2 separate regions of the Homo sapiens genome follow, and region 2 is linked to region 1. A link is a contact called in ENCODE Hi-C data. All regions are on one chromosome and are shown on one strand. The core of a region is the stretch at or near the end of the contact, and the rest is flanking DNA. Distances in the headings are between cores, read along the strand shown. Region 1 holds the start of LCMT1-AS1 (LCMT1 antisense RNA 1). Region 2 holds the start of NSMCE1 (NSE1 component of SMC5/6 complex).

The links. A loop is a pair of places that touch in the nucleus more often than their neighbours do. Pooled maps may share reads with other maps.
Region 2: a pooled map shows a loop between it and region 1 (5-fold over the local background). The contact joins the promoter of NSMCE1 here to the promoter of LCMT1-AS1 in region 1. A Hi-C loop is called at or near these places in 4 of 50 pooled maps.

The regions. Positions count from the first base shown.
Region 1 is chr16:25,109,329-25,114,150 of GRCh38, reverse strand. It overlaps LCMT1-AS1 (LCMT1 antisense RNA 1), which reads left to right and starts at 2,596. Exons shown (of 3, transcript NR_120306.1): 1 at 2,596-2,755. LCMT1 (leucine carboxyl methyltransferase 1) reads right to left here and starts at 2,409. Exons shown (of 11, transcript NM_016309.3): 1 at 2,155-2,409. The coding sequence starts at 2,267. RefSeq lists enhancers at 2,102-2,261, 2,352-2,681, 2,459-2,986.
Region 2 is chr16:27,266,685-27,271,506 of GRCh38, reverse strand. It overlaps NSMCE1 (NSE1 component of SMC5/6 complex), which reads left to right and starts at 2,735. Exons shown (of 8, transcript NM_145080.4): 1 at 2,735-2,801. NSMCE1-DT (NSMCE1 divergent transcript) reads right to left here and starts at 3,302. Exons shown (of 5, transcript NR_037184.1): 1 at 3,263-3,302. RefSeq lists a silencer at 2,762-2,841.

The sequences.
Region 1 (4,822 bases), core at 1,347-3,846:
TCACTCAGGGCAGCAGGAACCACCCTAACTCATAGCTACTGCACATTCAGCAACTTTAACTAAACAATATTCAGCCTGGAGGGAAGTCAAAACTAGCAATAATAATTTACTGAGGGCTTCACTTTGTGTCAGATCCTCTGCATCGATAATCTCATTTAATCCTGACACCCATAAAGGTTACCTTTATTATCACTGTTTTAAAAATGAAAAGACTAGGCTGGGTGGGGTGGCTCATGCCTGTAATCCCAGCACTTTGGGAGACCAAGGCGAGCGGATCACTTGAGTTCAGGAGTTCGAAACTAGCCTGGCCAACGTGGTGAAGCCCTGTCTCCACTAAAAATGCAAAAATTAGCTGGGCATGGTGGTGTGTGCCTGTGATCCCAGCTACTTGGAAGGTTGAGGCAGGAGAATCACTTGAACCCGGCAGGTGGAAGTTACCAGGAGCCAAGACAGCTGTGGCCAATAGCAACTGAAAGCCACAGAAGAAAAAGCTGAGTATAATCCACTCAAATTCACAAATTTCATAAGGGACTCTCTCTAAGACTTTAATACTTGTGTATTTATTAATTTAATCAATCACCACTTACATGGACTACATGCCAGACACTGCTCCAAGTGCTCTACTAATATTAAATATCATTTTTGTCCACACCCACCTATGATGCGTTATTATACTCCCCATTTTACAGATCAGGAAACTGAGCCACAGAAAAGTTTAGTAATTTCCCCGACTTTATACTGCCAGTAAGTGGCAACGCTCAGTTTGACAGAGTCTAGCTCCAGAATCCATGCTCTGAAAGTTTAGTCCCCAAGAACCTATAAAAAGTGCAAGGTTTAATCCAACACACTGGTTTTCCCCACTCTACAATCACTACGTGGCCTCAGCCTCCTTCTCCCACCTTTAAAGCATTTTTTGAGTTCCTCTAACAGTTCACACTCCTCTGAACACTCTCCTACAACTTTCCTATTTTTCAAGCCTTTTCTTCTCACTTTTTTTTTTTTTTTTTTTTGAGACATAGTCTCGCACTCTCATCCAGGTTGGAGTGCAATAGCGTGATCTTGGCTCACTGCAACCTCTGCCTCCCGGGTTCAAATGATTCTCCGGCCTCAGCCTCCCGAGTAGCTGGGATTACAGGCGCCCGCCACCACACCCAGCTAATATTTGTATTTTTAGTAGAGATGGGGTTTCACCATGTTGGCCAGGATGGTCTCGAACTCCTGACCTCGTGATCTGCCCACCTCGGCCTCCCAAAGTGCTGGGATTACAGGCGTGAACCACCGCGCCCAAACTCTTCTCACCTTAAACATCACTGACAAAATTACAAACTCTAATGGCACTGCCGTATTTGTCAGCACTCAACACAAAAAAATCATAATTATATATTTCATAGGTAATTATTTGCTTCCTGTCTCTCTTTTCCAACAAAGCTGTGAGTTCCAGTATGTCTGACACCATGTCTGTCTTGTTCTTGGTGTATTTCCACCATCGAATTCCTACTAACCACTGCAAAGTAAAGGCCTGGCACAAAGTAAGGTCTCAAAAAATTTTGTTGAATGAAAGAATAAATGGTGGACATTCAAGCCTCAAGCTTTCTCTTTCTCTGACACGTACCTCTGCTGGCTACGCCCCCATCCCCACCACCACACCCTTAACAGTGGAGACTTAGTGCGGTACTGGCTCTGCAAAGAGATATTACTTGGCTCTGGGTGGGTTATTTCCCCTCGTCATCCTGAGTTTCAGGTGCACAACAGGGATCACACCAACCCCCTAAAGAATGCAACCTACAAAAGAGAGAGAACCTACACCTCTCATCCTCGTAACCCATCGAGGCTGGAGCTACTATTTGCTTCATGTCTGTCTTTCCAGCAGCGTTTAGCTCCAAGAAGCCCAAGGCCTCGTCTGTCTGGCTCAGGGGCCTGCTCCCATCGACGATACCCAGGCTGGCCCCCTGCCTGGCTCACAGCAAAAGCTCAGAAACGATTCGTTAAATAAATGAAGCCCTGCTCCGTGCACTTCACAGGTGGGAAGCGAGGGTCGTGCGAGGCGGGGGCTGCATCCCTGCCAGCCTTGAGCGTATTCTTCAGATGCAGGCCCACCTCCCACCTAGGCCCGCGCCCCAGATGCCGGCCCCGAACCCCGCGCCCGACAGGCACCTCTTGCACAGGGAAGCATCTTCGCAGGTGCCGCGCACGCCCTCGTCGTCTGCGTCGCAGCTCGAGGTGGAACAGCAGGAGGTGATAGAGGATTCCCTCTGCCTAGTGGCCATGGGCGTGGAGGTTCCTGGGAGCTGTGTCCGCCAGGGACATGGAAGCGGGGTCGACGGGCGGCGGGGGACGGCGCGAGCCACAGGGAGAAAGCAACAGAAGAGGGTAGGGCCCTACCTGGCTCAGCTGGCGCGGCTCAGTGACGCCGCCCACGCCGGCTACCCCAGCAACCTCTCCGCTTATTGGCTCCTCTTCCGAGTCGCTCATTGAGCAATTCTCCTGCCCGCTCAGCCTACGAAGTTGCTCATTGGATAATTATTTTGGCACCGCCCACATAACCCGGAAATTTGACGATAGGAAAAAGAAACTAAACAGTAGGAGAGTATCGCAATCCTTTCTGGGAAGCGTAGTCTTAGGTGTCTGGAGAAGTCGCCCGGTTTCTGCTTGCTGGTCGCGAAATTTTATAGCTATAATTAACTCAGGGCGGAACAGCTAGCAGAATCCTCAGCGTTCGGGCAAAGGGCAGAGAATCCAGCCAGAAGCAACATGTGTAAGTTGTTACATTCAGTCCGGGCTCAGTGTCATTCAATTTTACAAAATTTTGTTGTGTGCTGACTCTGCCAGCGACTGTGCTGAGGGCTTTGCCCCCAAAATTGCCTTCGAAATGTAGTGAGGGGGGCGGGCGTAGTGGCTCACTCCTGTAATCCCACCACTGTGGGAAGCCGAGGCGGGCCGATCACCTGAGGTCAGGAGTTCGAGACCAGCCTGGCCAACATGGTGAAACACCGTTGTTACTAAAAGTACAAAAATTAGCCGGGCGTGGTGGCGGCCGCCTTAGTCCTGGCTACTCAGGAGGCTGAGGCAGGAGAATCGCTTGAACCCGGGAGGCGGAGGTTGCAGTAAGCCCATGTGGCGCCACTGCATTCCGTCCTGAGCGACAGAGCGAGACTCCGTCTCAAAAAAATAAATAAACAAATAAATAAAAGAAAGAAAGAAAAGAAATGTAGTGAGGGAAGTAGTGTGTGGAAAAGTAATACAATAGGAAGCCATGTAGCAGCGATCATAAATGAACTAGAGCTACCAGGTAGCAGCATCAATGGCTGAATCTCAGAAACACGATGTTCAGTGAAAGAAGGAAGTCTAACAACACTTTTGTAAAGTTCAAACCAAGTAAAACTAATGTTGTTTAGAGAAACGTACATATATGGTAAAATACTGTACAGAGAAGGCAAGACATGAGAAAAAAAAATAAAAAAGAATCAGGATATTGGTGATCTTTAGGGAGCCGGGAGGGTAGCACACAAGAGGGGGAGGGAGAGGCAGGGAAGGAGCACATAGACACATCCTCAGTTTCTCACGTGGGAGTGGGTTCACGTGTGTCTGTTTCATTATGAGGCATATTCAAGATGTTTTGGATTTATTTTGTACTAAATCTAGTACAAAATATATGTATAAATTCAAGATGTACTGGGGAAGTCGCCTGGTTTCTTGCTGGTGATGAAATTTTATAGCTATAATTAACTCAGGGCAGAACAACTAGCAGAATCCTCAGTGTTCGGGCGATTGGCAGAGAATCCAGCCAGAAGCAACCCTTGTAAGTTGTATATGTATAATAATGTTTAATATACATTATAAATTAAAAATGTCTTTGTATATTCCATTTTGTTATCTGTCAGTTGTTGGAAGCAGGAAACAGATATACTTTAAGAACTTTGAATTGCACTCATTTTTTTAAAAAGAAAATCAACAACAGAAACCCAGAATACACACCTTGGAGTGAGGTCAAATATCAAATGCTAGCTCAGTATTCTAATGGAGGCACAAGATCTCATTGATAGCCACAGTAGAAATGACAAGAGGGGAATGACTAAGGGTGGAGAGCTTTGCCAGGGGGAATGCTGATGGGATGAAATACACCATTTTCTTGGAGTGGTCCTTTGCCAAAAGGGTAATACAAACTATTGCACAAGCATCATCTCCCAGCTTAGCAGTGTCCACATTCCACGGGTGTTAGTGGATAGTAAGTGTTAACAGCAAGTACTATACGGTGTTAATCCCACAGGTCTGGACAGTGAGACTGGGGGTGACTGGAAGAAGGCGGAGGCAGATGGGTTTATACACTTTTGTTGTTGGATGAGCCTTTGATTCAAAATAGCTGGTGATTCAGAGGAATTTGGCCATCTTCCAGCTGACCTCCAGGGCCAGCTCATTCCATGTAAGTTCCTGGTTGAGGATCTGAAAGTTTATGACAGCGTGGAGTCTGGAGATTGCAAGCTTAGCCATCTCAGGCTAAATGATACCTTAATGCAAGAGACAATGCTGGGGTAGTCTTTGAGCCATATCCCAGCCAGAGAAAGTTCACTGCCAACTAGACTGCATCTTTTGACAAAGTCAGGAGAAGAGTTGTGGAAGTGTAAAAGCTCTTGGACATTAATATTGTGGGCCAAAAGTTAGGCATTCACCATGGAATCTCTCCCCAAAAGGCTACAATGGACAATTGTTGCTTTGGCTCTCCAGTATCTCTTTCTTCTATAAAAAATAGCTAGAGTGGGCTGGGCGCGGTGGCTCACACCTGTAATCCCAGCACTTTGGGAGTCCGAGGTGGGTGGATCACCTG
Region 2 (4,822 bases), core at 1,486-3,985, 2.2 Mb before region 1:
ATGGCTGATCTCAAACTTCTGAGCTCAAGCCATCCTCCCAGCTGGGCCTCCCAAAGTGTTGGAATTACAGGAATGAGCCATCATGCCCAGTCAAAGATTGAAAACCCCAACTTTAAATATTGATAATGAATAGAAAATTTCACAAAACCATGTAGGGCAAACAAAACACAAATATTACTCCTTAGGGCTTTATTTCCCCTCTTATTTGACTACCTATTAGGCAGTTTATAAAGAACTTATTAGTGGTGTTAGTTCACACTTATTGAGGGCTTACAATGTGCCAGAGACACTCTTCTAAGTAGTTTACGTTTACTCTTCCTTTAATCTTCAGAATAACATTATCAACAAAGTGTTATTATTAAACCTGCTTTATAGATGAGCAAACTGAAGCTGAAAACTTGAGCTCAGTCATCCCTTAGTATCTGTGAGGGATTGGTACCTTAGTCCCCATGGATACCAAAATTCTCGATGCTCAAGTCCCTTATGTAAAATCAAAACCACCTTTGTAAAAAGCATAACTGAGAAAATTATGATAGTGAAAGAGATCTGGCCTGACTCCATCTTGCTTCTAACTTCCAAGCTGTCCTTGATCATTCCTGGACATAGGTGGAATTAATGTTGGAAAGAACTTAGTTTATAGTTTAACTTTGAAACAAAGGCAATAATAGCCCTTTCCCAAAACAAATCCCCTCCTTGCCTAGGAACGGGTCTGCCTTTGTAGACTAACAAATTAGCTAAAAGATTAGAAATTATGGTTTAGGAGGTCACGCAAGCTGGAGGCTACAAGATTCTGACCCTCCCCAGATTGCTTCCGGGAGTAACATCACTGTTCTAAAACCTAAAATCAGTGCTTGAGATATTTTGCAGAACCCGTGTTCTAATGCACCAGCTGACGCCACCCAGCCCTGTAATCTGGCTAATCTGGTCCTATGGTCCTAACCCAGGATCTGACTCAGTGCAAGAGGACAGCTTTGACTCCTTTCCTCTCTGATCCAACCTATCAACACTCTCTAATCCCCAGCACCTCCAGCCACCAAATTATCCTTGAAAACCCTGAATTTCCAGGGAGACTGATTTGAGTAATAATAAAACTGTGGTCTCCTGTTCAGCCAGCTCTGTGTGAATTAAACTTTCTCTATTGCAATTCCCCTGTCTTGATAAATTGGTTCTGTCTAGGAAGCAGGCAAGGAGAACCATTGGGTGCTTACAAAATGCGAGAATACTTGCATTTAACCTACACAAATCCTCCAGTATATTGAAAATCATCTTTAAATTACTTACAATACTTAATACAATGTAAATGCTATATAAGTAATTGCTATGCTGTATTGCTTTCGGAATCTGTATTATTTTTATTGTTGAACTGTTATTTTTTACTGTTTTCCCCCACAAATATTAACCACCCACAGTTGCTTCAATCCGTAGATGGGGAACCTGTAAACATGGACAGCTGACTGTACTTTGTCCTATGTCTCAGAGACACTGAGTTTAAGGCCCAGGATTCCATGTTGACCATCCAGCTCCAAAGCTGAAGCTTTTAATCACCACACACCACTGCTTTCCCACTTAGCAGATGAAACTGAAGCCCAGAGAGGTTAAGAGGTTGTCCAAGATCACAGGGGTGGTGAGTGACCAAGCCTGGATTTGATCTATCCTCACAGAGACAGATATTTGCAGGTACTGCTGTTCTATATTAGTTACCTGTTTCCCTTGCTAGGCTGCATCCCTAGCTCTCAGACCAGGGATAGAATTCAAACGTTTGGAAAATTAACGCCTTGAAGACTCAAAGCAGTCCATTCACTTCCACGAGTAATTTCACTTGCTTTCTCACAATCCCTAGGTAAGATAACAGTTAACATATAATCAGCACTCCCATGTGACACTTTTCAATGGCCATGCTAAGCACCTGATATAGGTGTTATTATCTCTTGTAAATCTCACCAACACTATTTTGCAAGAACTAATATCCTCATTTAATGGAAGAGGAAACTGAGGCTCAGTGACTTGCCCAAGCGCCTGCCAACTAGTAAGTGGCAGAGCCAGGATTCTAGATCAGGCTCTATGACCACAGAGTCCACATTTTTCTTTTCTTTTTTTTTGAGCTCTGTCACCCAGGCTCGAGTGCTGTGGTACGATCTGGCTCACTGCAACCTCTGCCTCTCGGGTTCAAGTGATTCTCCTGCCTCAGCCTCCCGGGTAGCTGGGATTACAGGCACACACCACCACGCCCGGCTACTTTTTGTATTTTTAGTAGGGACGGGGGTTTCACCATGTTGGCCAAGCTGGTCTCGAACTCCTGACCTCAAGTGATCGGCCCGCCTTGGTCTCCCAAAGTGCTGGGATTACTTACAGGCGTGAGCCACCGCGACCGGACCAGAGTCCACATTTTTGACGTCGAGGCCACACTCAGTTCCACAGATGGGGAAACTGAGGCCCGGGGCAGGGCACTACATTGTGCCAGCGGAATGGTGGCCATTGAGGGAAGCCCAGGCTGCACGCCAATTCTTCCTCCTTGGTCAGGGAAGTCACTGAGGTGCAGGAGGCGGAGGGCGACAAGTGGAAGCCCCTTCCCATTATTAAGGATCGAGAGCGGGCGTAATTTGGGATCTAACCCACGAGGCGGAACCACCAGGGCAATGGCGCAAACGGAGAACCGGAAGTGCGTCACTCAACGGACGGGCGAATAAGCCGCAGGCCACCAATGGGAACGCCGCGTTCGCGTTCGCCCCGCCTCAAAGGAAGAAGAGTCCACCTTGCGACCGTATCCGCTAGCGCGGCCTGGGATGCGCTTGGGCTCCCTGGTGGGTAACGTGGGGAGCTAGGGGTTGGAGGGGAAAGAAGAGGGACTTCAAGGAAGGCGAGGGGAGGACGGAAGGTGGGGTGGGCGAGACAGGCAGTGGGGTCCGGCCCCGGGGTCGGTCCCCGTGGGCTGTGGAACTCGGGGACTGGGGTCTTGGGGTTTCCCCCTTCTTGATGGGGAAACTGAGGCCCAGACAGGGGCCGCAGAAAACAGCGGACTGGGATGTCCTCCCGCAACACACACGCAGACATCTAAAAATCTTACTATTTAGTGAAAAATATTTTTAATCGTAATTACGATTTAACAGGTAAAGATACTTTTCATTGTAACAGGTGAAAAAGCAAAATATAAAATTCGATTCAAACTGTGATTACATCTATGGAAAATACAGCCTTTGCCGACCACCCTCTTTGTCCCGCCGCCCTCCGTGCTCCCCTCTGTTTTGTGTACGGAGTTTCTTACTTTGTACAAGTCCGCAGCCGCTTATGTTACAGCCCCGAGGCCAGATGCGTTTAAAATCGAGGAGTTCTCGGAGTTTGGAAAGGTAAAGTCCCTATGTTCTATGTTAGGTTTCACCCTCAGAGGGGGCTGGAGCAGCGGCTTGTAATCAAATACACGACCCTTTCCACAGCTAAAGTTATGAAGATACGCATATATTACATTGACCTGGTCGCGGTGGCCCACGGCTATAATTCCAGCACTTTGGGAAGCTGAGGGGGGCGGATCACCTGAGGTTCGGAGTTCGAAACCAGCCTGGCTAATATGGTGAAACCCTGTCTCTACTAAAAATACAAAAAATTAGCCGGGCGTGGTGGTGCGTGCCTGTAATCCCAGCTACTCGGGAGGCTGAGACGGAAGGCTGAGGCAGGAGAATCGCTTGAACCCGGGAGGCGGAGGTTGCAGTGAATCAAGATCGTGCCACTTCACTCCAGCTTGGGCAACAAGAGCGAAACTCCGTCTCAAAAAAAAAAATGCATATATTTACACTGTTGGGATAAATAACCATAAATAGCCTCACCTTAAGTCAGGTCAAGTTTTCCAACTTAAACAAGTTTTGGTATTCAGACTTTTTTTTTTTTTTCCCCTGCATCCGATCATCCACTAGTATTCATACCTTTTTAGATTTGAGGGTTGCAGATGAGGGACCTGGATTGTAGTTGTTCTGTTCACTCACTTTTCTCACTCTCGCTGGATAGAGAGTGTCCTTGAAAACAGGAACTGTGCTGTTGTATGGTCACGTCTATCTCTGCCACCAACTCTTGTGTGTCACCTTGTGCCCTCTTAGTCTCAGTTTCCTCATCTGTAAGATGGGGTCAGTGACCCTTTGCTCATAAGGTTGTTCTGGTTTGGGTTAAATGAGGTCGGGCATGTGAAGCACTAGAATTGTGTTAGCACCCGCACGAATGGTATGACTGAGATTTACTTATTCCACAAACATTTCTATTTTAAAATTATTAAATTTAAATAAATTGATTTAATTAATGCATTTAATTAATTTAATAATAAATTTAAACGTATAGATGTATTTCTTAAAATGTGGGTGATAGGAATTTTAAAGATTTATATAATGCTTCAAAAGCCTTCGAAAAGGTTTTTTTAATTGGTTTATCTGTATATATGAACTCTTGAAACTTATGGCTAAAACACTAGGATTTATCTGCAAGGTTGCAGAGAGATAATTCTGCCTTAAATTGGCTAAAACAAAAACAAAACCAGCCAACCTATATTATACATGGGATTAAAACCAATTTTTCTCCCATTTTTTTTCTCCTTTTTTCTTTTGCTGCCCACATTATGCCTTATTTTATGAGCCCCAGTTTTCTGGGCTTAGTTAAAAAAAATTCAGTTCTAAACATTGAATTTAGGGAGTTTTTGTTCTTGAATAAAAAGGCATATACTTAGAAAAAAAATCTGTTTATCCGGGAAAATATATTGAAATCATGCTGCTGAGCCTCTATTTTCTTTGATGTTTTGGTTCTGTATTATTTTATCATAACTTTTTAGCATTTAAAAATTTACTGA